2 separate regions of the Homo sapiens genome follow, and region 2 is linked to region 1. A link is an interaction called in ENCODE POLR2A ChIA-PET data of the cell type or tissue named here. Cell type or tissue: CD4-positive, alpha-beta T cell. All regions are shown on one strand. Each heading gives the region's core, and the rest is flanking DNA. Links, peaks and the distances in the headings are about the cores only. Region 1 holds the start of ZNF852 (zinc finger protein 852). Region 2 overlaps ZNF445 (zinc finger protein 445).

What was found. Peaks named below come from ENCODE experiments on the same cell type or tissue, not always from the same donor. Only the 100,000 strongest peaks of a DNase experiment are listed, where the experiment ranks them.
Region 2: POLR2A ChIA-PET joins it to region 1 with 22 read pairs; 9 of 35 experiments call an interaction of 5 or more read pairs at or near these places.

Annotation. Positions count from the first base shown.
Region 1 is chr3:44,503,059-44,519,231 of GRCh38, reverse strand. It overlaps ZNF852 (zinc finger protein 852), which reads left to right and starts at 8,615. Exons shown (of 4, transcript NM_001423469.1): 1 at 8,615-8,679. RefSeq lists enhancers at 741-860, 981-1,130, 8,161-8,220, 7,679-8,455, 8,456-9,232 and silencers at 8,441-8,490, 8,621-8,680, 8,691-8,850. In CD4-positive, alpha-beta T cell, for the core only: no CTCF peak of the experiment used is centred there; DNase peaks (open chromatin) are centred at 8,131, 8,591 and 9,001; H3K4me3 peaks cover 2,079 bases; H3K27ac peaks cover 1,172 bases.
Region 2 is chr3:44,433,265-44,449,437 of GRCh38, reverse strand. It overlaps ZNF445 (zinc finger protein 445), which reads left to right. Exons shown (of 8, transcript NM_181489.6): 8 at 699-16,173. The coding sequence ends at 2,863. It also overlaps the pseudogene C3orf86P. Among named protein-coding and RNA genes, the nearest start is that of LINC01988, 13 kb to the right of the region's middle. RefSeq lists a silencer at 7,838-8,044. In CD4-positive, alpha-beta T cell, for the core only: no CTCF peak of the experiment used is centred there; DNase peaks (open chromatin) are centred at 8,847 and 9,507; H3K4me3 peaks cover 412 bases; H3K27ac peaks cover 1,968 bases.

The DNA.
Region 1 (16,173 bases), core at 6,827-10,826:
TCGCTTGAGCCCAGCTTGGGCCACATAGCGAGAACATTCCTGTTCTCCACAAAAGGAAAAAGAAAGAAAAGGAAAAACCAGCTTTGAACGAAGCAGTGACTGACAGTGCAATTTTATAGTACAAGTTAAATTTATATCATTGTAATTTTACCCTAAACATATCTTTAACAAATATGAAAAAGGTAGCTATTGGTATGTAAATGTAAGGTATTTTTATGACTAAATCACGTGCTCTTCTCACTTCTCTGCTCTGTATGCAGAAAAAAGGTCACTTATAAAGGTCACACCTATGAAGAGCTGTTGGACTTATAATTGCCTCAGAGAACCATTGCTGTTTTTACTTTTGACAATGCTGAATTTTACCTGAGCCCTGTGATTCTGGTTAACAGTGAAGGTTAAGAAATCTCCTCACTCTCCTGTGTTCCAGAAAATGACTTTCTACACAGAACCACCCTTCCCCATGTGACTTACGTAAGACTCCCAGATACCTCCAGTTTACCGATGACAAGGCCAGACACAGACCCTCCAAATTCCCATTCTTTGCCCCATGAATGATTAGCTAAAATGCTTGTCCCCACTGATCAAGTGGAACAAAATACCTGAGAGCCAAACTTTCCTCAGGCTTCTCTCCTTCCTACGGGTCCCAGAATTCTGCCTGACTCCACACCTAAGTGAATACAAACAGTGGAATAAACCCCTTTATCAGCCTCTCCTGGGAACTGGCACACCACAGGAAGATACCGTCCTGTCAGACCTCACTGGTTATTTCCGTTTGCTTGTCCAACTTCCCCTCAAAGATTCTGCTTATCTCTATTTACCTCCTCCTTGCCCTATACGAGAGAAACTTCTTCCTTTTGATTTGGAGACACTTGCATATCTTATGGTCACAGTGTGGAGTGTGTTGGGGTGTGGACTTAATCAGATGCTCAAAAAGAGGAACTGATCAGCTTCTAGCCAGGATCTCAAACTGAATCAAAGCAGCATTTTAAAAAGCATTTGCAGCTGGGTGCGGTGGCTCACGCCTGTAATCTCAGCACTTTGGGAGGCCGATGTGGGTGGATCACCTGAGGTCGGGAGTTCAAGACCAGCCTGACCAACATGGAGAAACCCCGTCTCTACTAAAAATACAAAAAATTAGCCAGGTGTGGTGGCGAGTGCCTGTAATCCCAGCTACTTGGGAGACTGAGGCAGGAGAATCACTTGAACCCAGGAGGCAGCTGCAGTGAGCCGAGATCGTGCCATTGCACTCCAGCCTGGGCAACAAGAGTGAAACTCCTTCTCAAAAAAAAAAAAAAAAAAAAGAATTTGCTTGCCTGGCGTGGTGGCTCACGCCTGTAATCCCAGCACTTTGGGAGGCCGAGGTGGGCAGATCACAAGGGCAAGAGATCAAGACCATCCTGGCCAACATGGTGAAACCCTGTCTCTACTAAAAATACAAAAATTAGCTGGGCGTGGTGGCATGTGCCTGTAGTCTCAGCTACTCGGGAGGCTGAGGCAGGAGAATCGCTTGAACCTGCGAGGTGGAGGTTTCAGTGAGCCAAGATCACACCACTGCACTCCAGCCTGGCGACAGAGCAAGACTCTGTCTCAAAACAAAACAAAAAGCATTTGCTTTTTTATATTATATTTATGTTACAAGCAGTACCTTCAGCAGAACCAGCAGCACGCTTATGCTGGGAACATCGGTGATGTGTGTATTTGTTAATGGCTGCCAGTGTTGAAATGATACTTTGCTGTGACCCCCACTTCAGGAGTATGGACCGCTATGTCTGTTGGGGGAGGAATGGAACAATGAAGCAAGTAGCCTAATTATCAAACTATAACTGGGGATAGGTGCCTGTTTCTGGTCCCTGTCAATCTAAGAGGAATGTTGACAAAAGAAACTTTAACCAAAAGAGACTTATCAGGCCTGGACAGGATGCATGAGAAAAAACTTTGATATCTTGCAATTTCACTACAGTGTGTCTAGGTGCAGATTTATATTTATTTATCCTGTTTAGGATTTACTGGGCTTTCTGAATCTAAGGATTTTGGTTTTTCAATAATTTTGGAAAATTAACAGCTATTCTATCTTTGAATACATGTGGTTAATTTTTTTCTTTTCTGGAACTCCTAATAGCTGTAGGCGAAACCTTATAATTTCTTCCTCTATGTCTCTTAGACTCTTTCATATTTTCTTTTTGTGTGTGTGAACCTCTGGATTCTATTGAAACTTTCGTATTTTAAATCTCTACATCTCTGTGCAGGAGAGTTTTCAGGTCATCTAATATGCAAAATTACTTGAAACAGAAGTCCTGCCCACAACTGTTGATTGGTTTAGAAATGGGCATGCAACCAGCTGGGCACGGTGGCTCACGCCTGTAATCCCAGCACTTTGGGAGGCCGAGGCGGGCGGATCATGAGGTCAGGAGATTGAGACCATCCTGGCTAACACGGTGAAACCCCGTCTCTACTAAAAATACAAAAAATTAGCCGGGCGTGGTGGCGGGCGCCTGTAGTCCCAGCTACTCAGGAGGCTGAGGCAGGAGAATGGTGTGAACCTGGGAGGCAGAGCTTGCAGTGAGCCAAGATCGCGCCACTGCACTCCGGCCTGGGCGACAGAGCGAGACTCCATCTCAAAAAAAAAAAAAAAAAAATAGAAATGGGCATGCAACCTCAATTGACCAACCAAAGCCTTTTCCTGAGATTCTTTTGAATTAGAACTAAAGGCAAAGCTATTAGATGTGTTCTAACCAACTTTCTAGTCTCTGGTTTCAGGGATTTCTAAGATCCAGCTGCACCCCTGCTGCTCAAGTGTTTATGTAAGATACTTCCTCTTTTGCTCCAAGTAGTTTGATCTGTGGCTCTTACGTATGATGAAGAGAGTCCTAACTAATGCGTAGGATTATTTCAAAATTTCCAAGTACCATTTCAGAGAGGGAGTGAGGAACTGCAGATGAAGGATAGTGTGGGAAATTTAAGAGATTTTTAAAAACTTTGTATAGTCATTATCTATGTGTTGCTATATAACAGATTATCCCCAAACTTGTGGCTTAAACAACAAACACTGCCTGTATCACCGTTTCTGTGGGTCAGACATTCAGGAGTAGCTTAGCTGATTTGTTCTTGCTCAAAGTCTGTCCTGAGATTTTAGCTGTGATGTTGACCGGGGCTGTCATCATCTTAAGGCTCAACTGGCTCTGGAGGAGCCACTTCCAAGATGGTTCACTAATGTGACCGTTGAAGAGGGGCCTGAGTTATTCGCTAGCACTTGGCAGGAGTCCTCAGTCTCTTGCCACGTGGGCCTTCCATGATGCTGCTTAAGTGTTCTCAAGGCATGGCAGCTAGCACCCTTTAATGTGAGTGATCTCAGAAACAGAGGACAAAGGAAGCCATAGACATTTTATAACCTAGTCTTGGAAGTGAGCCATCATCACTTCTGCCTTATTCTATTTGTTAGAAGCAAGTCACTAAGTCCAGCTCCATCTCTTGAAGGGAGAAGTAGCAAAAAATTGTGGACATATAGTTGACCCTTGAATAACTTAGGGGTTAGGAATACTGACCCACCATGAAGTAGAAAATCTGCATATAACTTTTGCCTCCCCCCAAATTTAACTACTAATCATCTACTGTTGACCAGAAGCCTTAGAGATAACATAAACTGTTAATTAACACATATTTTGTATGTAACATGTATTATAGACAGTATTCTTACAATACAGTAAATTATGAAAAGAAAATGTTAATGAGAAAACTGGGCAGGTGTAGTGGCTCATTCCTGTAATCCCAGCACTTTGAGAGGCCCAGGCAGGATTGTATGAGGACTGGAGTTCAAGACCAGCCTTGGCAACATAGTGAGACTCCATCTCTACAAAAAATTTTTAAAAAAATTAGCTGGGCATGGTGGCATGCACCTGTGGTCCTAGCTACTTGGGAGGTTGAGACAAGAGGAACCCTTGAGCCCAGGAGTTTGAGGCTGCAGTGAGCTGTGATCATGCCACAGCCTCAGCAACAGAGTGAGATCCTATCTCAATTAAAAAAAAAAATCTTCTCACACCTGTAATCCCAGCACTTTGGGAGGCCAAGGTGGGAGGATGACTTGAGCCCAGGAGTTCGAGAGCAGCCTGGGCAATATGAAGAGATCCCATTCCTACAAAAATTTTGCAAATTAGGCATGTGTGGTGGTGTACACTTGCGGCCCTGGCTACTCCAAAGGCTGAGATGGAAGGATTGCTTGAGCTAGGGAAGGTGAGGCTGAAGTGAACTATGATTGCGCCACTGCACTCTAGCCTGGGTGACAGAGCAAGATCCTGTCTTAAAAAAAAAAAAGTCATAAGGAAGAGAAAATATATTTACTATTTATTAAGGGGAAGTGGATCATCATATAAGCCTTCATCCTCACTGTCTTCACATTGAGTAGGTTGAGGAGGAAGATAAAGAGTAGGGGCTGGTCTTGCTGTCTCAGAGGTGGCAGAGGCAGAAGAAAATTCATGTATAAGTTGACCCAGGCCATTCAAATCCATGTTGTTCAAGGGTCAACTGTATTTGAAAAACACAATGTCATTCCTCCATGGGTTATAAAGGTCACGTTAGCCCCGGTACTCCATCCAGACCACCATTCCACCTGAATTTACAACCTTCCTTCTTGGGAGGATCCTAATGTCAGTCTTTATGCACTCACTACTCCTCATGTCAGGAATTACACCCATGTTTGCCAGTCACGAAACCTGCATGTTGGTCATGGCCAAGGCTGGAAGGCCTGATGAATTGTAACATTTCCTCCAGATCCCAGACAAACCTCAGATGGGTTGCCCCAGACCTCATCACTGACCCATATCCTTCACATGATGGCAGCAGATACTATGCGCACACTTCACAGGAGTCCCTCGTTTACACCAGTCATGGTGTTCAGCAGGGAGATGCCTCACCCCTGTGACTACCCAGCCATTTGATTTCTGTCTATTGTCTGCAGTCTGTCTCCTGATTTGGAAGGAACAGTTGAGGCATTCTGACTCTGTATTTAACTGTTCTCTGCCACCGTCCGCTGATTGATGACTATACATAAAGTGTCAACTGGATACTCAATGGTACACATCTTCCTACTAACAACTCCCCTAGTGCTTTCATCTTGCCTTTTATAAGTCTGCATCCAACTTGTTACACTCTAACACCCCAACAGAACAACTATGGTTTCTGTATCTCCCTGCTTCTCTGCACCCACTTCCTCCACTAACATCCTAGCGGCCAGGCCATACAAGACAAACTATTTTCTGCTGGTCTTGACATTAAGGTAACCAGAGCCAGGCCATGTGGGAGATCATAAGCACAGGACACATCCAGCTCTCCTTTTAGCAAGCAACCCATTCATCTCCAACCCACTCAGAGAACAATGACATAGGCTTGTTGAGAATAAAAGAGGCCCTTAACCCCATGGCCCTCTGACACCAGCTGTCCCCACCTTGTCAATCCACCTCATCTTTCTGACAGCAAGGCCAATCCTGAATCGTTCATATGGTCCAGCAACTAAAGGGTTAATTGGGTGATTGGGGGAGGGGCTAAAGGAGCTGTTTTTCCACCTTGTCTCCTTCTACCTATGAGGAGGGGCTGCAGGAAGGGAAAGAAATTGACCTCCTCAACGACTTCCTTCCAGTTCACAGACAGAACTGTTTCAGTTCTGTTACCTAGGTCTCTTTTCTTCTCAGGGATGATATTTAAAAGATTAACAACCAGTGGCTGGGCGCCATGGCTCACTCCTGTAATCCCAGCACTTTGGGAGTCCTAGGCAGGTGGATCACCTGAGGTCAAGAGTTCAAGACCAGCCTGGGCAACATGGCAAAACCCCATCTCTACCAAAAAAAAAAAAAAAAAACTTATCCGGGTGTGGTGGTGTGCGCCTGTAGTCCCAGCTACTCAGGAGGCTGAGGTGGGATGATGGCCTGAGCCCAGCAGGTGGAGGTTGCAGTGAGCTGAGATCCTACCACTCACTGCACTCCTGCCTGGGCGATAGAGCCAGACTTTGTCTCAAAAATAAATAAATAAGCCGGGCACAGTGGCTCATCTTGTAATCCCAGCACTTCGGGAGGCAGAGGCAGGCGGATCACCTGAGGTCAGGAGTTCAACACAAGCCTGGTCAAGATGGTGAAACCCCATCTCTACTAAAAATACAAAAATTAGCCAGGCATGGTGGCACATGCCTGTAATCCCTGCTACTCAGGAGGCTGAGGCAGGAGAATCGCTTGAACCCGGGAGGCGGAGGCTGCAGTGAGCCAAGATCGCGCCACTGCACTACAGCCTGGGTGACAGAGTGAGACTCCATCTCAAAATAAATAAATAAATAAATAATTATAAATAAGGCTGGGCGCTGTGGCTCACACCTGTAATCCTAGCACTTGTGGGAGGCCGAGGTGGGCAGATCACCTGAGGTCAGGAGTTCGAGATCAGCCTGGCAGACATGACAAATCCTGGCTCTACTAAAAATGCAAAAATTAGCTGGGGATGGTGGCCTGTGTCTGTGGTCCCAATTACTGGGTGGCTGAGGCAGGAGAATCACTTGAACCCAGGAGGGGAGGCGGAGGTTGCAGTGAGCCGAGATCACACCACTGCCCTCCAGCCTGGGTGACAGAGGGAGGCTCCGTCTCAAAATAAATAAATAAATAAATGAAGGAATTCCTAATGCTAAATGCCACATAATCAAACTGAAATTTTATAGAAGTATGTGAATCCCCTAACAGACCAGTTTTTCCTGCAAACAGGAGATTCATAGCAACCATTCAGAAAGGGCCCAGTTAACCCCAGTCAGCATAAGGAAGGCCCCCTCTGCTTTAATCCTTAAAAGAAAAGTAACCTGATGTTAATCAATCTATTTTTGCTATTGTTTGGTTCTCTTGTTCCCACCTTTAAAAACCCACTGTTCTGCCACATGCTGTTAGTCTACTTTATAGAAGTTTTTACTATTTTGTACCTGCTTCTCCAACTCATAATGTTACACAGCCTCTCCAGGTTGTAGCCCAAGAAGCAGCCTGCTCTTTCTCGTTCTCTCTCTTTCTTCCTTCTCTCTTTCATTCCTTTTCTCTCTTTCTCACTTCCCTCCCTCCCTTCCTCCCTTCCTTCCTTGGGTCTCGCTCTGTCGCCCAAGCTGGAGTACACTGCCCCAATCATAGCTCACTGCAGCCTCGACCTCCCCGGCCCAAGCGATCCTTCCGCCTCTGCCTCCACAGTAGCTAGGACTACAGGCGTGCACCACCAAGCTCAGCTAATGCTCTTTCTGGTCTGAGTTTTGACCCTCATCCTAACCTGTTGTTCTTTGAGTACACTCTGGGCCTTGATGCGTTGGGTCATTCCTGCTTTCCCAGGTGGTAACCGTTCCTGGGCAGGGATTTTAGTTTTCCTTGGAATCTTGCCCTCCTCACTATCCTGCCCACAACCTTCTACCCCTAGCTTCTGGGATCTCAGCTAGGAGCCATGCTATCCCCAACTCTCCCTCTACAGGGACGTGGGACGGGAGAGCTTTTATGAAGCACAGTAGTGAAAAGACCAAAAGATTTGGATTCAGTGGCTATTCCAGTTACTGACTCTATTTCCTTGGGCAACTCAAATCAATGCATGGCAGCCAGTGTGTTATGAGCTACCGGAAGTATACAGAAAAGTACCAGAAAAAATACAAGCATTATCATCAGTCGCTGTCAATTAAATAACTCTGTTACATTTCAACAGTGTTCGTAACCACTTGACATTGATGTATTTGTGTAATTTCTATTATCTGTTTTTCCCACAAAGCTGTAGCTCCATCCAAAGTGGGCAACTGAGTGTCTTGGTCAGTCATGTGCAGCCTGATGACCCTTGAACAGTTGCAAAAGTGCGCCTAGGGCTTGTAGCATTTACTTAAAAGGGGATAATAAACTCTCACGGCCAGTGCTGGGCTTATTGCCTTGTTTGGGAATTTCTCCATTCAAGGGTTTTATGTTTGGGGATGTGCTGGCCCTATTTTTTTGTTTGTTTGTTTTTTGAGACGGAGTCTGGCTCTGTCTCCCAGGCTGGAGTGCAGTGGCACGATCTCGGCTCACTGCAACCTCCGCCTCCCAGGTTCAAACGATTCTCCTGCCTCAGCCGCCGAAGTAGCTGCGATTACAGGCGCCGCGCCACCACACCCAGCTACTTTTTTTTTATTTTTAGTAGACACGGGGTTTCACCGTGTTAGCCACCGATCTCCTGACCTCGTGATCCGCCCACCTCGGCTTCCCAAAGTTCTGGGATTACAGGCGTGAGCCACCGCGCCAGGCCGCTGGCTCTATTTTCACCGCTAGCTTTGGATCCCTTTCTTCCCTGAAGGAAAAGAGGCCTCCAGGGCAGCCGTGCAGAACCGATGGGAGGGATGTAGGATAATACGCCAAAGCCGATAGAGTTCTGGAGCGCGCCTGGGCATCAGAGCGTGGAAGACAAGTGTCCGCGGAAGGAGGCGAAGGATGCTGGACAAGCCCCGCCGCCCGCCGCCCGCCGCCCGCCGCCCGCCGCCCGCCGCCCGCCGCCAGCGGCCCTGGGCCCAGGGAGAAGCAGAGATGTTGGCCCTCCCAGTTTCCTAGAGAGGCCGCAGAGGGCCCGGGGAGGCGACGCGCGTGCGCAACTGGGGAAGCTGGGAGGTAGGCGCGGGGCGGTCGGCTGCGGTGGCGGCGTTTGGATGATTGTCTCTCGGCGGCGGAGTCGGTGAGCGGCCCGGCGGGGCGCGGGGTGCGGAGCGGGGGCGGCTGTGCGTGCGAGAGTGGCAGGTGAGGCCGGGCCTGGAGGCTGCACCCGGGGCGGGGGTCTGGCCGTGGATCCCGCCCGGCCGCGCCGAGGGCATACCTCTTCGCCCCCCGGGCGTCTGGGGCAGAGAATCTGGAAAATTCCCGGTTTCTTCTGGCTTTATCTTTTCACCCAATTATGCGAATAAAGCGTACTTATTAGAGACAATTAGATAAGTGGAAGAAAAGTGAAAGTAGCCACCGTCCGGAAATCTTAGTCTCCAGGTCTCCTGACATTGAAAACATCTGGCATAGACTTCTCCCTTTTTCTTGTCTTATTTCACTTCCTGGCACCTGTCGCCGTCTAACATAGCATGTATTTGTTTATTGGTTATCTTCCCATAAGCCCCTTGCCAGGGCAGTGCTTTCTGTTTGCTTTATTAACTGCTGTTACCTTAGTGTATGGGAAATAGTAGGTGCTCCTAGAAGGTGTTTGTTAAATTAATGAAAGAAGGAATATCTAAACTGGGAGACAAGAAGAATTGACAGTTTTTAATGTCTTTTTTTTTTTTTTAAATAGCCCATTGCCAAGTTAAGAATGTAAGAGTGACCTTGAGCCTGGAACATTTCCTTGCAGAGTTAGAGCCCTCACAGCCTGTGCTGCTGCATTTAATGCCTTGTGTCTTTCAGTGTTTCAGGCTTCATGTGTACTCCTTTGTTGTGTTTAATCTCTTAAGTCAGTGGCCTTCATTCATTCTCTCAGCCTTCTGTATTTCACACCCCATAGGAGTGGGGAGGGTGGATTGAGATCTTTCTTCCTTACTAAGTGGGGTGTGTGCATCACACCAGCCCTATAGCTGTGGAGTGGATCTGCTGGGTGTGGGGGCTCTTTGCATTGCAGGAGGCTGGATCTTGTTCCCTGTTTCTCCTTTTGCTGTAAGTATACGCTGTACCTCTTGGGGCCTGATGTGGTTGGTATCTGTCCTCAGCGACCTCAAATCATGTGCTATCCCTTCCTTGGATGGCCTTTTAATCTTGGCAGCACAGCCTGGCCACCTGGTGAATAGTGGAACAGTCATGGTGATGCATAAGGATCTAGTATGTTCCTTTTAGGTGCTGTATGGTATTTCATCCTATAAAAATGCTACTTTTATTTAGCCATATTGATGGACAAGTAGGTTAAATCCAGTATTATGTTATTACAGAGAATATTTTAGTAAATACCTGTGTAAATGTCTGAATACCCGTGCAAGTGTTTTTCAGGGCAGATTCTTACAAGTTAAATTCCTGTAGCGTAAGGAATATGTCTTTTTAGTTTTACTGTGGACTTTCAAACTATCCTTCCTGTTGGCTATTACATTTCCACATCTATTAGTGGTTTGTGTTTGGTGTTTTTTTCTTTTGCTTTTCTTTTGGACAGAGATTTTTTTCATATTGATGTATTCAAATATATTCACTCTTTTCATTTTGTTGTCTTAAGAAATTCTTGGTTACACCAGGGTTCTTAGAGTCTTTATGGTTTTTTTCTTTTTTTTTTTTGAGACAGAGTCTCACTCTGTGTCACCCAGGCTGGAGTGCAGTGGCACAATCTTGGATCACTGCAGCCTCTGCCTCCTGGGTTCAAGCAATTCTCTGCCTCAGCCTCCCGAGTATCTGAGATTACAGGCGCCTGCCACCACATCTGGCTTTTTTTTTTTTTAAAGTAGAGATGGGATTTCACCATCTTGGTTAGGTTGGTCTTGAACTCCTGACCTTGTGATCCACCCACCTTGGCCTCCCAAAGAGCTGGGATTACAGGCGTGAGCCACCGCACCCAGCCTTTTAGCTTTGTTTTTTAAGTTTCTTTATTTTTTGTGTGATTTTACTTACTATTTTTATTTGCCTAGCCAATTGTCCCAACACAATTCATTGACTAGTTTAATTTTTCCCACTGACTTGTAATGCTACTGTTACCAACTCTCAAGGGAAGTCGTTTGACTTCAGTGGGTCCTTTACCTGCCTGGTGGTGTTCATGCCAATAAAATGAGACCAAGTTTCGTTAAGCAGTGCAGAAACTTTATTTGTTGATGAAGGAATGGAGAAGGAAAAGCTCATGCTCAAAGTACCCTCCTCTGGGTGTGGTGAAGAGGGATTTTTAAGGTCTCTTAGGGCATGTAGTGGGGCAGAGATCCTGGAAAGAGGTGGGGCCCTATGGGAAGAACTGGAGTGTGCTCAGTCTCATTCTTTTTTCTTTCTTTCTTTCTTTTTTTTTCTTTTGCGATGGAGTTTTGCTCTTGTTGCCCAGGCTGGAGTGCAATGGCTTGATCTTGGCTCACCGCAACCTCCGCCTCCCAGGTTCAAGCAGTTCTCCTGTCTCAGCCCCCCAAATAGCTGGGATTACAGGCATGTACCACATGCCTGGCTAATTTAGTATTTTTAATAGAGACGGGGTTTCTCCATGTTGGTCAGGAGGGTCTTGAACTCCTGACCTCAGGTGATCCACCCGCCTTGGCCTCCCAAAGTGCTGGGATTACAGACGTGAGCCACCGCGCCTGGCCAGTCTCATTGTTTCTTTTGTACCCAGCACTATATGTGCCTAGCAAGTGTATTTCTCCCTTCTAGGTGGAGATTTTAATATGGTAATGAAGCAAGGATTCAGGCCTGGGTAGCACTGCTGAGCTAAGTTCTCCTTTGTGGTTACTGATATTTAGCCTTTTTCTCTCTAAGCAAGCACAGCTGCTGGCACAGGTTAATTTTACAGGTTCTGGGGCTCTTTTTAAAAGAAGGTCTTGCTGCTATAAGTAGACAGAGAGGGCCTCCAGGGATCATAGGAATTTAATCAACTTGAGCAGTCAGCCAGTTTTACAGCCTTCTGCCCTGCAGCCTGTTTCTTCCTAAACCCTGTGTGGATTGCAGTCACCTAGTTAGTTAAAACCAGCCCCAGGCCGGGCGTGGTGGCTCACACCTGTAATCCCAGCACTTTGGGAGGCTGAGGCGGGTGGATCACAAGGTCAGGAGATTGAGACCATCCTTGCTAACACGGTGAAACCCTGTCTCTACTAAAAATACAAAAAAATTAGCCGGGCGTGGTGGCAGGCGCCTGTAGTCTCAGCTACTCAGGAGGCTGAGGCAGGAGAATAGTGTGAACCTGGGAGGCAGAGCTTGCAGTGAGCCGAGATTGCGCCACTGCACTCCAGCCTGGGCGACAGAGTGAGACTCTCTCTCAAAAAAACAAAAACAAAAACAAAAAAAAACCCCAGCTCCTGACAGACCCCAGCAACTTATAGATGAACCTGAGTGAACTTTTCTCATTACCATGCTAAAGTCTCCACCCGGGGAGTAGCTATAGCTTCATTACCATAACACATGACTTATGTGCTGGCATAATGACTCACTGCGTCTGTACCACTGGGACCCCTCCTATACATGGGATGATGTAGCCTCTCGCCTCTCCATTGCTCCATAAAATTCTCCTATTACTTTCCCTTGGAGAGATGCTGCTTTGGAAAATACTCCCAGTGTCCTCCTTACTTACACCAAGTAATAAAACTCCTATTGATCTAAACTTGCATTCTCACAAACAGTCGTTTGTTACTCGCCAGGTGAATGAACCTCATTTTTTTTTTTTAGGTAACACTGTGGTGACACTATCTCTGTCATGCATCAAACTTATAAAATTGGCTGGGCATGGTGGTGCATGCCTGTAATCCCAGCTACTTGGAAGGCTGAGGCTGGAGAATCACTTGAATCCAGGAGACGGAGGTTGCAGTGAGCAGAGATTGCACCACTGCACTCCAGACTGGGCAACACGGCAAGACTCCGTCTCCATAGAAACAAAAAAACAAAACTTACATATGTGTATAAGCCTGTGTCAGGATTCTGTACTTTTCCTTTTATCTACAGTTTGCATATTTATATTTCTTCAGTAATATATGCTGTTTCAAGTACTACAGCTTTATATTAAGCCTTATTGTCTGGTAGAACAAAACTTTCCACATCTAAAAAGTTTTCTTAACTATTATTTTTCTCATTCATTTGAATTTTAGAGTATGCTTATCAAGCTCTATGAAAAATTACATTGTAGTTGGCTGGGATTTTGTTGACTTTGCATGTTAATTTAGAAAAAACTGACATCTTGAAGGAGTGTTTTCCCATACAAAATGTATTTATATCTGTTATGTCTTTAGGCAGAGTTTTCTATTTATCCACTAAGGTCTTGTACATTTTTTATTGGCTTTATTTCTGAGTACTTTATATTTTTGTTGCTATTGTTTTAATTCATTTTCTGATTGGTTGCTATTGTGTTGGAAAGTTATTGAGTATATATTGATTATATATTCAATCTCCTGAATGTCTTATGACGTTCTGTTTTTTTGGTTCATTCTGTTTAATTTTTTAGGTGATGTTTCATATCATTCATGCGTATATTTGCTTTGCATCTTTCTTGTCTATTTTCTGCATTTTTTTTTCTGGTCTAATTACATTGTCTAGGATTACAATGTTTGTTCCTATTTTTAATTGCAAAGGTTTTTATGTCTTTACCATTTAGTGTCACGTCTGTTGGAGATTTCTTTCGTCTATTCTGCATGTCAGTTTAAGGATGTCTCTATTCCTGGATTGTTAAGAGTGTGCACAAAAAGAAGATATAGTTATTTAATTTTAAGAGAATACCAATACTGTAAATAGCTTTATGCCAATAAATATGAAAAGCTGGATGAATACTTGGATTGTTTCTTCCTTTTTACTATTATGTGTAATGCTGCTATGAACATTTGTGTATGAGTTTTTGTATGGACATCTATTTTCTTTTATCTTGGGTGTATATATATATAGGAGTAGAATTGCTAGGTCAATTAGTAAATGTATGTTTAACTTCGTGAGGAACTGTCAGACTGTTTTCATAAGTGTATGCATCAATTTACATTTCCACCAGCAGTGGATAAAGTTTCAATATCTCCACATTCTCACTGATTTTTTATTTATTTTTTTGAGACAGAGTCTTGCTCTGTCCCCCAGGCTGGAATGCAGTGGTGTGATCTTGGCTTACTGTAGCCTCGACCTTCCAGGCCCAGGCCATCTTCCCACATCAGCCTCCTGGGTAGCTGGGACCACAGGTGCATGCCACCAGGCCCAGTTAATTTTTTGTATTTTTTGTAGAGAGAGGATTTTGCCATGTTGCCCAGGCTGGCCTTGAACTCCTGGACTCAAGCAATCCACTCACCTTGGCCTCCCATGATTGCTTGTTATTATCGGATTTTTGTTCTAGCCACCTTACTGGGTGTGAAGTACTATCTTATTGTTCGGTTAATCTGCATTCCCTGATGACTATCCTGTGTACTTATTAGACATTTTAATATTTTCTTTGGAGAAATGTCAATTCAGACCCTTTGGCCATTTTCATTTTTATTTTTGAGATGGAGTCTCATTCTGTCACTCAGGCTGGAGTGTAGTGGCGCAATCTCAGCTCCCTGCAACCTCTGCCTCCTGGGTTCAAATAATTCTACTGCCTCAGCCTCCTGAGTAGCTGGGATTACAGGTGCCTGCCACCATGCCCAGCTAATTTTTGTATTTTTAGTAGAGACGAGGTTTCGCCATGTTGGCCTGGCTGGTCTCAAACTCCTGACCTCAGGTGATCTGCCTGCCTCAGCCTCCCAAAGTGCTGGGATTATAGGCGTGAACCACTGTGCCCTGGCCCTATTTTAAAATTTGTTATTTTTTTCTTTTTATTATTGAGTTGTAATATATAAAGAATATAAATATATATTCTCTCTATATAAAGAATATATATATATTAAAGAATATAAATATATTATTTATATATTCCAGATACAAGTCTTTATCAGATACATGATTTGCCAGTGTTTTCTTCCAGTCTGTGGATGGCTTTTCACTTTCTTCTTCTTTTCTTTTATGCACAAGAGGTTTTCCTTTTGGTAAAGTCCAATTTATTTATTTTTTATTATTTTTTCCTTGTTTTAATATGATTTTGGTGTTTACAAATCCGTTGTCATAAAGGTATAAGTCACAAAGACTTCTACACAGGTTTCTTGTAAGAGTTTTAGAGTTTTAGTTCTTTTTTTTTTTTTTTTTTTTTTTTTTTTTGGACTTAGAGTCTCGCTTTCTTACCCAGGCTGGAGTTCAATGGCGCGATCTCGGCTCACTGCAATCTCTGCCTCCCACATTCAAGCAATTTTCCTGCTTCAGCCTCCCAAGTAGCTGGGATTACAAGAGCCCACCACCATGCCCAGCTAATTTTTTCTATTTTTAATAGAGACGGGGCTTTGCCATGTTGGCCAGGCTGGTCTCAAATTCCTGACCACAGGTGATTCACCCACCTCGGCCTTCCAGAGTGCTGGGATTACAGGCATGAGCCACTGCACCCAGCAAGTTTTAGTTCTTATATGTAGGTCTTTGATTTTTTAGAAGTTATTTTTATAGATGGAGTGAGGTAGAGCACCATCTTCATTATTTTGCAGGTGCATATCCAGTTGTCTCAGCACCATTCATTGAAAAGATCATTCTTTCCACTTTGAATGATCTTGGCACCATTGTAAAATAATGACTAAAGATATATAGTTTATTTCTGGACTCTTAATTCTAATCCATTGAACTGTATGTCTATTCTTATGACAGGAATACAATAAATTGAAGACTGTTGTTCTGTAGGAAGTTTTGAAATTGAGAAGTTTGAGTCCTTCAACTTTATTCCTCTTTTTCAAGAAGAATTGTGACTGTATGGTTCTCTTGAGTTTCCACATAAATTTTAGGATCAACTTTCGACTTCTAAAAAGATGCCCCCTGGGAATCTGATAGGGATTGTGTTGAACCTGTAGATAAGTTTTGGGAGTATCCATGGGACTTGTGTTTGAAGAAAAGAGAGGAATTAAAATGTTTTGGCCAGTGTGTGAATTCATTGACATAACTTGGGAAATCCAGAGAGGAAGGTAGTAAGAACATGCATTTTAGACACTGAACTTGAGGTGTTGCAGGACACCCAAGTGCAATGTCCCATAGGCAACAGGAGGCATGTGGTAGGGGTCTAGGAGAGAAGTAAGAACTGTGAGAGCAGTATTAAAGCAATGAGAGTTGGTCAGATTGCTGACGGAAAAAACAAGGAAGCACTGGGGCCTGAGTTGCAAGGAGTGTCCATAATGAGAGGGCAGGAGCAGACATGAGGAACCACAACTGTGTGGGGAAAATCAGGGCTGGCTGGTGCTAGGGAAGCCATGGGAGAGAGAGTGGCCAGAATAGCTTCCTTGAAAAAGGTTGAAGAGAGTGAGGGCTTGGAGGAACACCCAGTTCTCAGCTTGATCCGGGACCTTGTACTGTACCCTCCAGGGAAAATTCACACCACTCTTGGGATAATGCCTTATGGAAGAGGTTAAGAGTCAGTGTGTGTGGAGGTGCCTGGGTTCTCTTGAATCCACTTATTGGGAATATAGATCTTATGGGAGCCAGAAGCAGGGCTTGTCCCACTCATAGCTTTCTTTCCTCCCTC
Region 2 (16,173 bases), core at 7,143-11,142, 70 kb after region 1:
TGGGAATTTACTCCATTGTTTGCTGGAAGGAAGATCTTTAACAGTGTTGGTAAGGGTGCTTGGGCCACTGGGTCTCTTCCATCCTGGCTGGCCTCCGAGAGGTCATTCATTTCCGGCCATGTCTATTCTCCTGTCCCCTTCTCACAGCAGCCCTCTCAATAATAGTTCTTGCCTGCTGGAGGGCTTCACTGTTCCTGTCTTTCACTCACTGATGCTCCTCCTCACTCCTGGCCTGCACTCCTGCTGAACTCCTGTACTCACCCCTTTCTGCTCTTAGGAGCCCTCATCCCACTCCTGTTCTTTCTTTTCTTGGTCCTTCTTTTTGTAATAGGCTGATCTCCAGCCCTTTCAGCCAAGTGCTCCTTGGAGCCCCACCCCTTGGCTTTTGGGTACCTTTCTATAATGCCATGATTTTTCTCCCACTCTGGCTGTTTAACACTTTCTTCTTAATCCTTTTTATTTCCCTGCTGGATGTGACGTCTGCATATCTCTAGCTGCCCTGCCCATCTTGCTTTTCTTCTCCCTTCCCTGTAATCTGGGATAATCTTCCATGTTTTGCCTTATGTTTGACTATTTTATAAAGGTATTGGCAGTCAGGCAAAAGCCTCACCACCCAGACATTTTATTGCCCTTTGGTGCTTTCTGCAGTTCCAAGTATGGGAAAAGAGTACATTCTCTTGTGTTATATTTTTTGTCAGGAGATGACCTCCAGAGTAAAACAAACAAATTCATCTTAAATCAGGAACCTTTGGAAGAAGCAGAAACCTTAGCTGTGTCATCAGGATGTCCTGCGACAAGTGTTTCTGAGGGAATTGGGCTCAGAGAATCTTTTCAACAGAAGAGCAGGCAGAAGGATCAATGTGAAAATCCCATACAAGTAAGAGTTAAGAAAGAAGAGACCAATTTCAGTCACAGGACAGGAAAAGACTCTGAAGTATCAGGAAGTAATAGTCTTGACTTAAAACATGTTACATATTTGAGAGTTTCTGGAAGAAAGGAATCCCTTAAACATGGCTGTGGCAAACACTTCAGAATGAGTTCACACCACTATGACTACAAGAAATATGGGAAGGGGCTCAGACACATGATTGGGGGCTTCAGCCTACATCAGAGAATTCATAGTGGACTGAAAGGGAACAAAAAGGACGTGTGTGGAAAAGACTTCAGCCTTAGCTCTCATCACCAACGTGGGCAGAGTCTTCACACAGTGGGAGTGTCATTTAAGTGCAGTGACTGTGGAAGGACTTTCAGTCATAGCTCCCATCTTGCGTATCATCAGAGACTTCACACTCAAGAGAAAGCATTTAAATGTAGGGTGTGTGGGAAAGCCTTCCGGTGGAGTTCCAACTGTGCGCGGCATGAGAAAATTCACACTGGAGTGAAGCCTTATAAATGCGATTTATGTGAGAAAGCTTTCCGACGCCTGTCAGCCTACCGTCTGCACCGAGAAACCCATGCTAAGAAGAAATTTCTTGAATTGAATCAGTATAGGGCAGCTCTCACCTACAGCTCAGGGTTTGATCATCATTTGGGAGACCAAAGTGGGGAGAAACTCTTTGACTGCAGCCAGTGCAGGAAATCCTTCCACTGTAAGTCATATGTTCTTGAACATCAAAGGATTCACACCCAGGAGAAGCCCTATAAATGTACCAAATGTAGGAAAACCTTTAGATGGAGATCAAACTTTACTCGTCATATGAGGTTGCATGAGGAGGAAAAATTCTACAAACAAGATGAATGTCGTGAAGGCTTCAGGCAATCTCCTGACTGCAGTCAGCCCCAGGGTGCTCCCGCTGTGGAGAAAACATTTCTGTGTCAGCAGTGTGGGAAAACTTTTACTAGAAAGAAAACTCTCGTTGACCACCAGAGAATTCACACAGGTGAGAAACCTTACCAGTGTAGCGATTGTGGGAAGGACTTTGCCTATAGGTCAGCCTTTATTGTTCATAAGAAGAAGCATGCCATGAAAAGAAAACCTGAGGGCGGGCCATCTTTTAGTCAGGACACAGTGTTCCAGGTTCCTCAGAGCAGTCACTCCAAAGAGGAGCCCTACAAATGCAGCCAGTGTGGCAAGGCCTTCCGCAATCACTCATTCCTCCTCATCCATCAGAGAGTTCACACTGGAGAGAAGCCATATAAGTGCAGGGAGTGTGGGAAAGCCTTCAGATGGAGTTCCAATCTCTACCGACATCAGAGGATTCACTCTCTTCAAAAACAGTATGATTGCCATGAAAGTGAAAAGACTCCAAATGTGGAGCCAAAAATCCTCACTGGTGAGAAACGTTTTTGGTGTCAAGAATGTGGGAAAACCTTTACACGTAAAAGAACCCTTTTAGATCATAAGGGAATACACAGTGGAGAGAAGCGCTATAAATGTAATCTATGTGGGAAATCTTATGATAGAAACTATCGCCTTGTTAACCATCAGAGGATCCACTCTACAGAGAGACCTTTCAAATGTCAGTGGTGTGGGAAAGAGTTCATTGGGAGACATACCCTTTCCAGTCACCAGAGGAAACACACCAGAGCAGCACAGGCTGAACGTAGCCCGCCTGCACGGTCTTCCTCTCAGGACACAAAGTTGAGATTACAGAAGCTAAAACCAAGTGAAGAGATGCCCCTCGAAGACTGCAAAGAAGCTTGCAGCCAGAGCTCCAGGCTCACTGGACTCCAGGACATAAGCATTGGGAAAAAGTGCCACAAATGCAGCATATGTGGGAAAACTTTTAACAAGAGTTCACAACTCATTAGCCACAAGAGATTTCATACTCGAGAGAGGCCCTTCAAATGCAGCAAGTGTGGAAAGACCTTCAGGTGGTCTTCGAACCTGGCTCGGCATATGAAAAACCATATTAGAGATTAGCCTGGGACCTGACAGTGACAGTGGGGGTGGGTTCTCAGTCCCCTGCTAGAGAACCCTTAATTATAGGCATTGTGGAGTAACTTTGATAAAGGGCCCAGCCCTTTCTGTTTTGGAAGCTAGTGACAGAATCCCAAGGATTTGAAAGCTCGGGGAGTCCCCAGCCTGCCTGCTAGGATGTGACGCTGGGGAAGTGCAGCACCATGTCCTTTGGAGCCCTTCTGGAGACTCCGGCCCCTAGGAGTGGCCTCTGCACCATAGCCTGCGGCTCCCCTATTCAGGTCTCCTTCCACAACTCTGAAGAGAGAGACCACTGCCCTTTGTGGTTGGACAGAATATCTGTGGCATCATGGGCTATGGCTGCTGGAAAGGGGCCAGTGGGATCCTAGATTTGTCTTCAAGTTTGGCCTGTGGCCATGCCTATTCTGTTGACTTTAAAAGCAGCAGCATCAAGAACTCCTAGCCTTCCCAAATGCCCCCTGGGGAGTTCTGGCTGGGGCTTCAGCCTTCCTGGCTGGCTTTTGGATATCTGCTAGGGGGTTAGAGTGGTCTCAGCGGCAGGTGGAGGAGAGCAGGATGCTGGGCTCAAGCGCTTGGCGTGTGGATCTCTACCAGTACCCTGTTGCCATCCCCATCCCACAGGCCTGCATAGGCAGCAGCGGTCCATCTGTTTAACAGAAATGTGCTGAGCACTCCCATACACCAGGCGCTGGTGTGTTTGCCAGAGACCCAGCAGGGACCAGAACAGATGAAAATCCTGCCATCTTGGATCTTTACAGATGACAAACAAATGGGATACGCAGTATTCTGGATGGTGATGTGTGTAGTGGACAAAGTGAATCAGAGAAGAGCAGAGGGAGTGCTGGATTGGGAGATCAGTCGTGATTTTAGATAGTCTGGTCAGGGAGGGCCTCAACTGAGAAGGTGAAATGTGAGCAAAGACGTGAAGGAAGCCAGGGAGGTAGCAGGTAGCTCTCTAGGGAGAGTTGCAGGCAGAGGAGATTGGGTCTTGACTGGTGTCCTCAGGAAGGAAGCCCCTGGGATGGAGTGCAGGGAGCCAGCTGGAAGGGAAGGAGAGGGGCCAGGGAGGCCACAGGCCCGGCCATATGAGCATCATGGGTCATTACGGGGGCTTGAGCTGGCTCAGAGGGAGGCAGGGAGCTTTTGGACAATTTTGAGTTGAGGAGTGATGTGGTTTGAATCTGAATTATATTTTATAAGGGTTAACCACAGATCCAAGGACTCAGTAAAAGGGTGAAAGGCTTCTCATGCAGTTAGCCTTGCTGCCAGTTCCCATAAATCAGACTCCTCCCCACTCCGTTTCTGAATTTTCTATAGGATCCTCGGCCTCAGCAGATATAAACGCTTACCATTGTTGTGTTCATGTCTCTAGCCCCTGCACACTGCAGGCCCCTCTCAGCTTCACATACCCCTCTCCATGTATGAGATCTGGTGCTAGCAATCAGATTCAACCCGAAGGAACAAGTGCATGTGCCTGCTGCTCTCAGGAGAAAAGGCAGCCTGTTCTGGGAGGAGCTCCCTCACTGGCCCACCCACTTGTGTTGAAGCAAAAAGCAAGAATCAATTACTTAAAGGCAAAGGAGTGATATTGCTAAAGCATGTGAGTAATCATTGCTTCTGATTATTGAAGAGGTCAGATTATGAATGAAAGGATAAAATGTTTTAATAGTAGAGCAGTGTCCTGACTATAGGGGCCCGTTCATGGAGCTGGTCATTTCTTGAAATGAGAAGAAACCAACCTGGAAGATGTCTTTTTCAGTAGAGTATGGAATAATCTTACCTGCTCTGGATTGCCATGAGCAGGTGAAAATGAAGGCTCTGATATTGTGTGGTGGTGTCACAGGATGGTGGGGGCGGGGCAGAAGTCTCCTGTTGGTGTTCTGATGCCTGTTCAGCTTTGTCCTCAGGAAGGTTTGGTCATCTTGGTTCTGCCATCCTCTTGCCTTCCTACGGCAGCAGCTGTTCATGGCACTGAAGATGTCCCTTCACTGTCCCAAAACTGGCACTAGAAGTGGCTGGGCAGGGGGGCCAGAGTCATAGGAAGGGTCTTGGAGTCATCAGATCTGGGTTCCAGGCATGGTGTGCCTTTTCTTGGCAGGATTGATCTTGAGCAAGTCAATGAACCTCTGCATCAATTTCCTTATGTGTGAAGTTAGAGTGCTTGGCTGTGCTACCTGATTCCTGAGATTGGTGAAAGAGGGCTTGGTTTACCAAGGCTCTCCATCAGGTGGTTGACCTCTAGGACCAGGGCCCTCTCAGAGGTGCAGCTTCCATGTCAGTTGGTGTTGTAACCATGGAAAAGTCCCTTTCCAATCAAACTTTTAGCACCCCTTTCCCCCCATCTCTGCTCCCTTTGCCACAGGATACCTTGTAAAGTTCCTGCCCCAGTATAGGGATATTTTTACTGTCTTTTTTATTTTTTGAGACAGGGTTGCCCAGGGTGGAGTGCAGTGGCAGGATCACAGCTTACTGCAGCCTTGACCTCCCAGGCTCAGGTCCCATCTGAGCCTCCCGAGTAGCTGGGGCTACAGGTGTGTGCCACCCTGCCAGCTAATTTTTTATATTTTTTTGTAGAGACAAAACTTTTATTTTTTTTTCCCATGTTGCTCATGCTGGTCTCAAACTCCTGGGCTCAAGCAATCCACCCACCTCTGCCTCCCAAAGTGCTGGGATTACAGGCGTGAGCCACTGTGCCTGACCTGTCATTTTTATAGAATGAAATGTGCTTATTTCTAAACATTCTAATCAAATTTTAAAATGTGCAAAGAATGAAGTGAAAAACTGAATTTTTTTTTTTTTTTGATACGGAGTCTCACTCTGTTACCCAGGCTAGAGTGCAGTGGCGCGATCTCCGCTCACTGCAAGCTCTGCCTCCTGGGCTCACACCATTCTCCTGCCTCAGCCTCCTCAGTAGCTGGGACTACAAGTGCCTGCCACCACGCCTGGGTTATTTTTTATATTTTTAGTAGAGACGGGGTTTCACTGTGTTAGCCAGGATGGTCTCGATCTCCAGGATGGTCTCGATCTCCAGGATGGTCTCGATCTCCTGACGTCGTGATCCACCCGCCTCGGCCTCCCAAAATGCTGGGATTACAGGTGTGAGCCACTGTGCCCGGCCAAAAGAACAGAAATTATTTTATCCTGAAGTAAGCTGTTTATATTTGGGATTATACTGAACCTATTTGTCCAATAACCTGAGTTTTCAAATAATTTTAGTTCTATAAGTACTATAATTATATAAATATTAATGAATTCAGATTAGCTGAAAGGAAAAAAAGTAGAAGCCTGACTACTTGGTGCTAACTACTAAAGATTTTGGCAGAATCAATGTTGGATTTGGCTTTCCTGTCCCTTCCCCATGCCAGCCCCCCAGAGTGTTCTGCCTTGTGCTGCCTCCCTTCACCTGGAGTGCCACACCCCTCTCTCTGCCAGTTCAGCTCTTCATTCTTCAAGGCCTGACCTTGTCTGACCCTTGTGCCTCTAAACCCGTGGCCCCACCTCTCTTGGTTCCTATGTCAGGTGATGTTTGTGTTTTTGGTTATGCCCATCTCCATAGCCAGACCAAGCACTCTGGAAGCCAGGGTTGGGTGCTTATTTATCTGTTTGCCATGCAGAAAATATCTTGCACAAAATTACCTCTGTTAAGGAATCTGAAGCTGAATTTAGTTTGGCTGAGTCAGGGTTGGGTTTTTTTTAAGGGGCTGTGGGGTGAAATGTTGACTGGAAGCCACCCACAAACACACACCTGCTGGTTAGGAACCCGGCTGTGGGTGGTTCTGAGCTGTTTGGCTTCAGTTGACAGTTTCTGATTGCCCTGAGCACCAGGTCTCATCTTGCATCTCATCCTGGCCTGGAGAACATTCAGTTTCCTTCCAACCCTTCCCACCTTTCCCCCACTCCCTTGGAGGAACTGAAGTTGGGGTTGAGGAGAGCCAGATGGCTGGAGTGGGTATTTGAAGGTCTTTCTGTCACCTGTTCAGTGTGGTCTGCCCCACCCCTGCTGACCAAGACTGACTGAAATGTAAAATAATACAGACCATCTCACACTCAGAAAGCTGGCACATTTTTGAAAGCCCAAGTGTGGGTAAGTGCGTGGAACAACGATAATTCACACTGCTTTATGAGTAGAAATTGTGAGAAATATTGTGCCAGGCAATTTGCAAAATCTTGGAAGGTTGTGTGCACTTAACCACCCAGCAACTACTCCTGGATGCATCCTAGAGAAGTGCCATGTGAACAGAGAATGATTTTAAGACTTCACTGAAGTATTGTTTAGGTAGCAAGATTGGGAAAAGCCTGCATTTCATCAGCAGAAGAATGGATAAATAAATGGGTTGTTTTTGGTCCTTGGAAAGTGAATATGAAAGAGTTACGTCTCAACACAGATAGATGAAAAATTATGCTGAGAAAGTTGGTGAAGCTACATACAAGGTACCCTTAGTGTAAAGTTAAGCATACTGTGTACCTGTGGGCACGTTACTTCAACTTGTTTTTCACTTTTTCTGTAAAATGGGATAGTAGTGGCAATCTCACAGGGTGATTGTGGGTGGGGGGGTGGTCAATGAAGTAATGCATGTAAAATGCTTAGAATAGTGTCTAGCATGTAAGCCTTGTGGACATATAGAAAGTGTTATTGTTTTGCACAGTAATCTATTTTCTGTGGATTCAAATAATATGAAATGAGTATAAAATCATGTATTGGAACGATGTGTGCAAGTCACCATTCTGCCTTCCTAAGGCAGGAGACCTGATGGATTTGGGGAGGGTACATGGGGCCTTCAGTTGTGTTTTCTTTGTTTTTTTCTAAAAATTGATGCAGAGGCATCACAATGTTAAGATTTTTACAGGGTAGTGTGGTGGGTACTTTTTAACTGTTTGCTTAAAGTGTTTCAAAGTAAAAATATTTCTTAAGCATAGTCTCTGACATCTTATGACTTTATAGAAATCCCTGCCAGGTACATGATGTTACTTAGAGTGAGCCACCTAATCTTTCAAGGCTTCCATTTCCTCACCTGCAAAAATTGGGAGTGTCAGAGGCGTTTGAACCAGAGTGACTCCATCTTGAATAGGGAACTGGGTAAAATAAGGCTGAGACCTACTGGGCTGCATTCCCAGGAGGTTAGGCATTCCAAGTCATGGGATGAGATAGGAGGTCAGCACAAGATACAGTCATAAAGACCTTGCCAATAAAACAGCATGTGGTAAAGAAGCCGGTCAAAACCAAGATGGCAATGAAAGTGACCTCTGGTTGTCCTCACTGCTGTAATTATACTGTAATTATAATGCATTAGCATGCTAACAGACACTCCCACCAGTGCCATGACAGTTTACAAACGCCATGGCAGGCCTGGCACGATGGCTCATGCCTGTAATCCCAGCACTTTGGGAGGCCAAGGCGGGCGGATTATGAGGTCAGGAGATTGAGACCAGCCTGGCCAACATGGTGAAACCCTGTCTCTACTAAAAAATACAAAAATTAGCTGGGCATGGTGGCACGTGCCTGTAATCCCAGCTACTTGAGAGGCTGAGGCAGGAGAATCTCTAGATCCCGGGAGTTGGAGGTTGCAGTGAGCCAAGATGGTGCCACTGCACTCCAGCCTGGGTGACAGAGCAAGACTCTGTCTCAAAAAAAAAAAAAAAAAATGCCATGGCAACATCAGGAAGTAACACTATATGGTCTAAAAAGGAGAGGAACCCTCAGTTCTGGTAATTGCTCACACCTTTCCCGGGAAACTTATGAATAATCTACCCCTTGTTTAGCATATAATCAATAAATAACCATAAAAATAGGCAACCAGCAGCCCTTGGGGCTACTCTTCCTATGGAGTAGCCATTCTGTATTTCTTTACTTTCTTAATATTAACTACTTTCACTTTGTGGACTCGCCCGAATTCTTTTCTTGAGCAAGGTCCAAGAACTCTCTCTTGGGGACTGGATCACGACCGCTTTCTGGTAACAGGAGCAATACAAATGGCTATTAGTAAACGAACGCTTAAGTAACTCTAGTACATCTATGATGAAATACCAGGCCACAGTTTTTTTAAAAATGAGGATGTTCTCTATATACTGACGCACAGTCACCAAGACATGCACTTTATAGGAAATTATAAGCTCCTCCTTGCCTAAATCTCCTTAATTTTGCTTAATAAATAACAAGTGAAGCCAGAAGCTGTAAACTCATAATTTTAATGAAGAAATGGGATCCAGAAGATGGAGATGTTTTTCATTCTACTTTATTAGATGAGGAAAAGGAGAGTAAATACTTGTATGCCAGCTACCACACCTTTTAAAGTTAATGTTAACCCTGCTAAGAACAGCAAGGAGATTTTATATCAGCCAGGTTTTAGTTGCCAGAAACCACACCAGTTATTTTAGCAAAGACCTTATAAAGAAGTGTACTATATTTAAGTAGCTAAAAAGGCAAGAAGAAAATGCCAAGGTGTCTTGGAGGTAGCAACTGCTAAGCAGCTGCCACCCCAGGACTGGGGGAGCTAGAATAGAGTCTCCCCATGTTTGACGTTTGTCTGCTAATAGCATTCAAGCTCTCCCCCTCAGTTTGCCTGGATCTGGACAAGCTGATAAGAAAGCCCAGCCACTTCCTCTTTGCGTCAGAGGGGAAGTTCAAACTGTGCAAACCCTGACTGTCAAATGCACTGAGCTCTCATAACCACAACAAAAACCAGAGCCACTTGTTCGTCCTTTCACTGAAGCCCAACAGACTGGCGTGGGTGCCCGCTTTGCTTTCCCTAGAAGGCCTCATGTGAGTAGTAAACTTTTTCATAACCTCTTGGTGTCTGCAGTGTCATCAGTTTCAACATCCGAACCAGTTTTGAGTGATGGTAGTTTATTGATCCCACCTCATGTGGAGCAAAGTGCAAAGCAGGAACAAAGAGACGTGGCTAGAATTGTTGAAAGGTGGGAGATTGGAAGAGGGACCTTGTGGAGCTGAACTCAGACCTATGGTGGAGGAGTGGACTGCTGGGCTGACATAGTGTCTGTGCTCAGGGAGGGGCCCTGTGGCCTTTGGATCTGTGCTTCTGTGGAGAGGTCCCAGCTACTAATGCTGGGGCAGGGAGCAGAAGGGAGGGTCACAATGAGACTTTGAGTGTTAGTTAACCACCTTTTGCCTGAAGAACATGTAATGGCCTTCCCTGAGGTATATGTCTTCCAAAAGTCCGCTGACGTTGCTCATGACCTATGGTCACCACTGCTTTTTGCGTTTTGCTTTTTTTTTTTTTTTTTTTTTGAGACAAGGTCTCACCCTGTCACCCAGGCTGGAGTGCAGTGGCACGATCTCAGCTCACTGCAACCTCCACTTTCCCAGGCTCAAGCGATTCTCCAGCCTCAGCCTCCTGACTAGCTGGGACTACAAGCGTGCACCACCACACCCAGCTAATTTTTGTATTTTTGTAGAGACAAGGTTTGGCCATGTTGCCCAAGCTGGTCTTGAACTCCTGACCTCAAGTGACCCACCTGCCTCAGCTTGCCAAAGTGCTGGGATTACAGGTGTGAGCCACCATGCCTGGAGTCCTTGTTTTTTTTTTTTTTATACTTTTAGGGTACATGTGCACAATGTGCAGGTTAGTTACATATGTATACATGTGCCATGCTGGTGCGCTGCACCCACTAACTCATCATCTAGCATTAGGTATATCTCCCAATGCTATCCCTCCCCCCCTCCCCCCACCCCACAACAGTCCCCAGAGTGTGATGTTCCCCTTCCTGTGTCCATGTTTTCTCATTGTTCAATTCCCACCTATGAGTGAGAATATGCGGTGTTTGGTTTTTTGTTCTTGCGATAGTTTACTGAGAATGATTATTTCCACCTTCATCCATGTCCCTACAAAGGACATGAACTCATCATTTTTTATGGCTGCATAGTATTCCATGGTGTATGTGTGCCACATTTTCTTAATCCAGTCTATCATTGCCTGGAGTCCTTTTAAAAAAATTATTTTTTTGGCCAGGCACGGTGGCTCACACCTGTAATCCCAGCACTTTGGGAGGCTGAGGCGGGCAGATCACGAGGTCAAGAGATCGAGACCATGCTGGCTAACGCGGTGAAACCCCGTCTCTAGTAAAAATACAAAAAATTAACCGGGCGTGGCAGCGGGCGCCTGTAGTCCCAGCTACTCGGGAGGCTGAGGCGGGCAGATCACGAGATCAGGAGATTGAGACCAGCCAGCCTGGCCAATATGGTGAAACCCCATCTCTATTAAAAATACAAAAATTAGCCGGGTGTGGTGGTGTGTGCCTGTAATCCTAGCTACTGGGGAGGCTGAGGCAGGAGAATCACTTGAACCCAGGAGGTGGAAGTTGCAGTGAGCCGAGATCGCACAACTGCACTCCAGCCTGGGCGACAGAGTGAAACTTTGTCTCAATTAAAAAAAAAAAAAAGTGAAGTGCAAAATGTGACTGAGGAGATACAGTACTCTCCAAATTGCATAATTTTGCCAATTTTTATAGAAACCTGGGGAATCTGTAGAGATAGCGTCAGAAGCATTGGAACGAGAGCAACTCCATGTTGAATAGGGGCTGGGTAAAAGTGTCAGAGGTATTTGAACCAGAGCGACTCCATTTTGAGTGAGGGCTGGGAAAATGAGGCTGAGACTTACTGGCCTGCATTCTCAGAAAGTTAGGCATTCCTACCCTCTAGGATTGAATTGGGACCCCTTTCCTGTAACATATTTCTGGTGACCACAGAAGGGACTATAGTGCAGAAACGTTGACCCAACGGCTACCTTTGCGTAAGTGTTGGGGTCCTGTAACATATTTCTGGCAAACCACAGAAAGGATGATACTGAAGAAATCCCCCCAACCCCAAAGAAATAGACTGCAGCACTGATTGGACGACTTTGGGTAAGTGATGGGGTACCCGAGTAACAAATGGGATTGGGTTAGAGGCCCAACTTAGGGGAGTTGGAGTTTCTCCTAAGACAGAGTGAGTTAGAGGCCCCTCTTAATAAAAGGCAAGGACACTTGACTGACCTCAGGTTAGAGGTTACTCCATCCTACTCTATGGAGTAGCTGTCCTTTCACCACTTTACTTTCTTAATAAACTTGTTTTTGCTTTGCACTGCGGACTTGCCCTGAATCCTTTCTTGCACGAGATCCAAGAACTCTCTTAAGAGTCTGGATCGGGACCCCTTTCCTGTAACAAAATGAGGCTGAGACCTACTGGGCTGCATTCCCAGACGGTTAAGGCATTCTAAGTCACGGGATGAGATAGGAGATTGGCACAAGATCCAGGCCACAAAGACCTTGCTGATAAAGCAGGTTGCAGTAAAGAAGCCAGCTAAAACCCACCAAAACCAAGACGGTGATGAGAATGACCTCTGGTCATCCTCACTGCTACCCTCCCACCAGTGCCATGACAGTTTACAGTTGCCATGGCAACATCAGGAAGTTACCCTATATGGCCTGGAGAGGGGAGGCATGAATAATCCACCCCTTGTTTAGCATATCATCAAGAAACCATAAAATAGACAACCAGCAGCCCTCGGGGCTGCTCTGTCTATGGAGTAGCCATTCTTTTATTCCTTTACTTAATAAACTTGCTTTCTCTTTACGGACTCGCCCTGAATTCTTTCTTGTGCGAGATCCAAGAACCCTCTCTTGGGGTCTGGATTGGGAACCTTTTGCGGTAACAAGGGTGCAGGATCATCGTGGAAGGAATATAAAGTCAGATCAAGCTGAATTATTCGATATGGGATAATTAAGCAGAGATTTGTGGTTCATTGTTTTAACTTGAGAAGCTGAGAATGGCTGTCTTCATTTGCTTTGAGTTGTTGAGATATGGACTCACTGTAATCCCAGCTTGGGAGGCTGAGGTGGGAGGATTGCTTGAGGCCAGGAGTTTGAGACTGGCTTGGGCAATATAGTGAGAACTCATCTCCAAAAGAAAAAAAAAACACGAATGCAAACATAACCTGCACTGAATGAGTTGAAATGCGAGAACTTCGTTGGTATACTGTAGAGGAAGATATGTAAATGCTTAAGGAGATAAAAATGCTTGAGTATTTATCATGTAAATACCTGCTCACCCACCCAGGGAGGGTCCAGAGGACACTTCATTATGAGAAATAAATTCATGTAGAGAGTGCCAGATATTCTATACAGGCCACATTACAGTGGGAAATGCTCCCTGAAGTGCAGTGGGGCTGATGGAATCCTGAGGAGGCAGGGACCATATGGTAACACTTAGTCACCAAAAACACAATTGGTGTGGTGACTGCCATGGACAGTGCAGCCAAAGCAGGATCCTGAATGGTCTGACCCACAGAGATCTGTGATGTCTGCCTGCTGATCATAGTGTCCTGAGAACTGAAATGGATGGGCTGCCTACTAAAGTTTTACTTGATCCGAGTAAGTAGGAAAGCTCCAGATCTGGTGAATAAAGTCTGACCTAAATTACCAACACAGAGTTACAATCACTCAGTCAATTCCAAGTCTTGATCTAGTTCACAAACCCACAGCTTCTTGAATAAAGGATAGGCCAGGTCCCTTTGAAGTAGGACCCTGCTGCACTGACAATAATTTATACTTTTTATCTTCCTAGGCCTCCCCAAAGGCACCCAAGGCCATTTATCAGAGTGATTGTGCATTGGGAAGGGCAAATAATTAGACTTTTCTGGGATAACCAGCCTCTAGTTCTGAACTAGCAGTAATTACAGGAGACTCAAAATGCCACCATGGTTCCTCAGAGTAAGAGTGTATGGAGGTCAGGTGATCAATGGGCTTTTTGGCTCAGATTCATCTCACAGTAGATCTAGTAGATTCCTGAACCCATCCTATGGTTATTTCCCTGGTTCTAGAATGCGTAATTAGAATAGACATAGTCAACAATGGGCAGAATCCCACACTAGTTCCCTGATCCATACAGTAAAAGTAATTCTGGTAGAAAAGGCCAAGTAGAAGCCACTAGAGCTGCCTCATTCACAAAAATATTAAAGCAAACTAATACCACATTCCTGGAGAGATTGTTGAGATTAGTGCCACCATCAAAGACGGGAACACATCTCCACTTAGCTCACCTACTCAGCCTGTGCAGAAGACAGATGGATCTTGGAGAATGACAATTGGATTAATTGTAAACTTAATTAACTAGTGATTCCAAGTGCAGGTGCTGTTTCCACATGTGGTTTCAGTGCTGAGCAAACGATACGTCTGACAACTGGTTTGCAGTTGTTACTGAGCCAGGCCCAGGTTTGTTCTGTTCTCACACAGTAAATCAATCACTGTGACATGGGTTTTGCAAAAGAGAGAAGAATTATTCACAAGGCTGTCCAGTGAGGAGATGGGAGAATGGCTCTCAAATTCACCTCCCCAAAGATGAGGCTTAGAGAGATTTATAGGTTAGAGAAGTAGGGTGGTCTGAGGCATGGGGAAAGGTGATTGGCAGTGGGGAAAAATGCAGTCATAATTGGGGTTCATATGACATATGTGCAGAAAATGGTGGCGTTAACATGATCTGAGGGTGGAGTTTTTGGCCCTCTGATGTCAAAAGGCCACCTCTTGGGCATGTGTACAGGCCCAGTTGAAGGGTTGGCAGTCTCAACTGGTTTGAACTGGACAGGATCTGCCCCAAGTTCCTGAAAAATAAGTGGTTGTTATGGTGACTTATAAATGTTATCTATAAGGTAGCACGTAAAAGTTGAGTTACAGTGTTCAATAGCATAGCCTTCAGCTATCGTGGCCTTCAGCTTCATGGGGGAAAAAATAACAAAGAGCAAGCAACCAAAAGCAAGCGGGGCAGGCGAAGTGTGGCACACCCGATCCGATTATCCCCTTGGCTGCCCAGTTACCCATCTGGTGAATGTTTCTCTATACCTGTGAGTAAAGACCATCAGGAACAGTTTGCTTTCAGCTAGATACACCTTCACCACCCTATCTCAAGGCTGCCTCAACTCTGCCGCCCAGCTCATGATCTAGTTCCCAGGTCCTTTGAGAACCTTTTCACCCTCAGGACGACACACTGGTCCATTATATTGATGACATTATAGTCACTGGACCTGGTGTACAGGGAGTAGCAACTGCTCCAGACATGTTGGAAGACACATAATATGACTCAGTGTAGGAAATAAACCCACAACATGGCTAAGGGCAAATAATGTTTCCAAAACTTCTTTCTCTCTTTTTTTTTTCTTTTTTGAGACAGAGTCTCACTCTGTAGCTCGAGCTGGAGTGGAGGCAATCTTGGCTCACTGCAACCTGCACCTCCTGGGTACAAGTGAAGCTGCTTCCTCAGCCTGTTGGGACTACAGGTGTGCGCCACCACGCCCGGCTAATTTTTTTTTTTTTTTTTTTGGTAAAGGCAGGGTTTCACCATGTTAGCCAGCTTGGTCTTGAACTCTTGACCTCAAGTGATCTGCCCACCTCAGCCTCCCAAAGTGCTGGGATTACAGAAGTGAGCCACCAAGCCAGGCCCTTTTTCTCTCTCTTTCCAATAGTTACATTCTATATGTTTAAAAGGGACACGAGACAATTTTGTATGTGATTTTCTGAATCACATAATTCCACATTTAACATTTTGGGGAAATGCCAAACTGTTTTCCAAAGGGGCTGCCTGGGAGTCTCAGCTCTAGTTCTCAGTCCTCAGCAGCCATTCCTTTCCTCAGTGGGGCGTCAGTGCTGCCTTCCAAAGTCCAGGGCTGCCTTGAGACCTGATCAGGACCGGCTATTTTGCCAGGTGCAGTGCATGATGTTCAAGACCATTCAGAATTTCAAGACCCTGACAGCAGAGCAAGATAGCAGGCGGAGGCCATTCTAAGTGTGGGGCCCCGCAGGGCTGCCCAGGCTGCCTGCCTGTGAAGCCAGTCCTGCCTGATGGAGATGCTTTTGCCATGGCGTGAGGGAAAGTGAGCTGATGGTTCTCCACTTTCCCACTCTCTCTCTGCAGGTCCGGCTCCTCTAAGGGCAGAAGCCAGAACTTGGTCCCTGAACCTTCTCCAGTCTCCCTCCCTGGGCATTTCTCTCATAACCCCATCAGACCCCCCAGTAATGGCCTGACGTGGGTTCTGGAAATAGAACATGGGTTCTTAGAATGGCTCTCTGAGACTTCATTGAGTTGTCTGTCCTATTTCTTTCCTCAACAAAATGTCCACATCCTCAATCTCCTGTCTCAGCAGGAAAGATGAAAAGAACAGTGAGGCTTAGGCCAGGCACGGTGGCTCACACCTGTAATCCCAACACTTTGGGAGGCTGAGGTGGGCAGATCACCTGAGAACGGGAGTTCGAGACCAGTCTGAACTCCCTGTCTCTACTAAAAATACAAAAGTAGCCAGGCGTGGTAG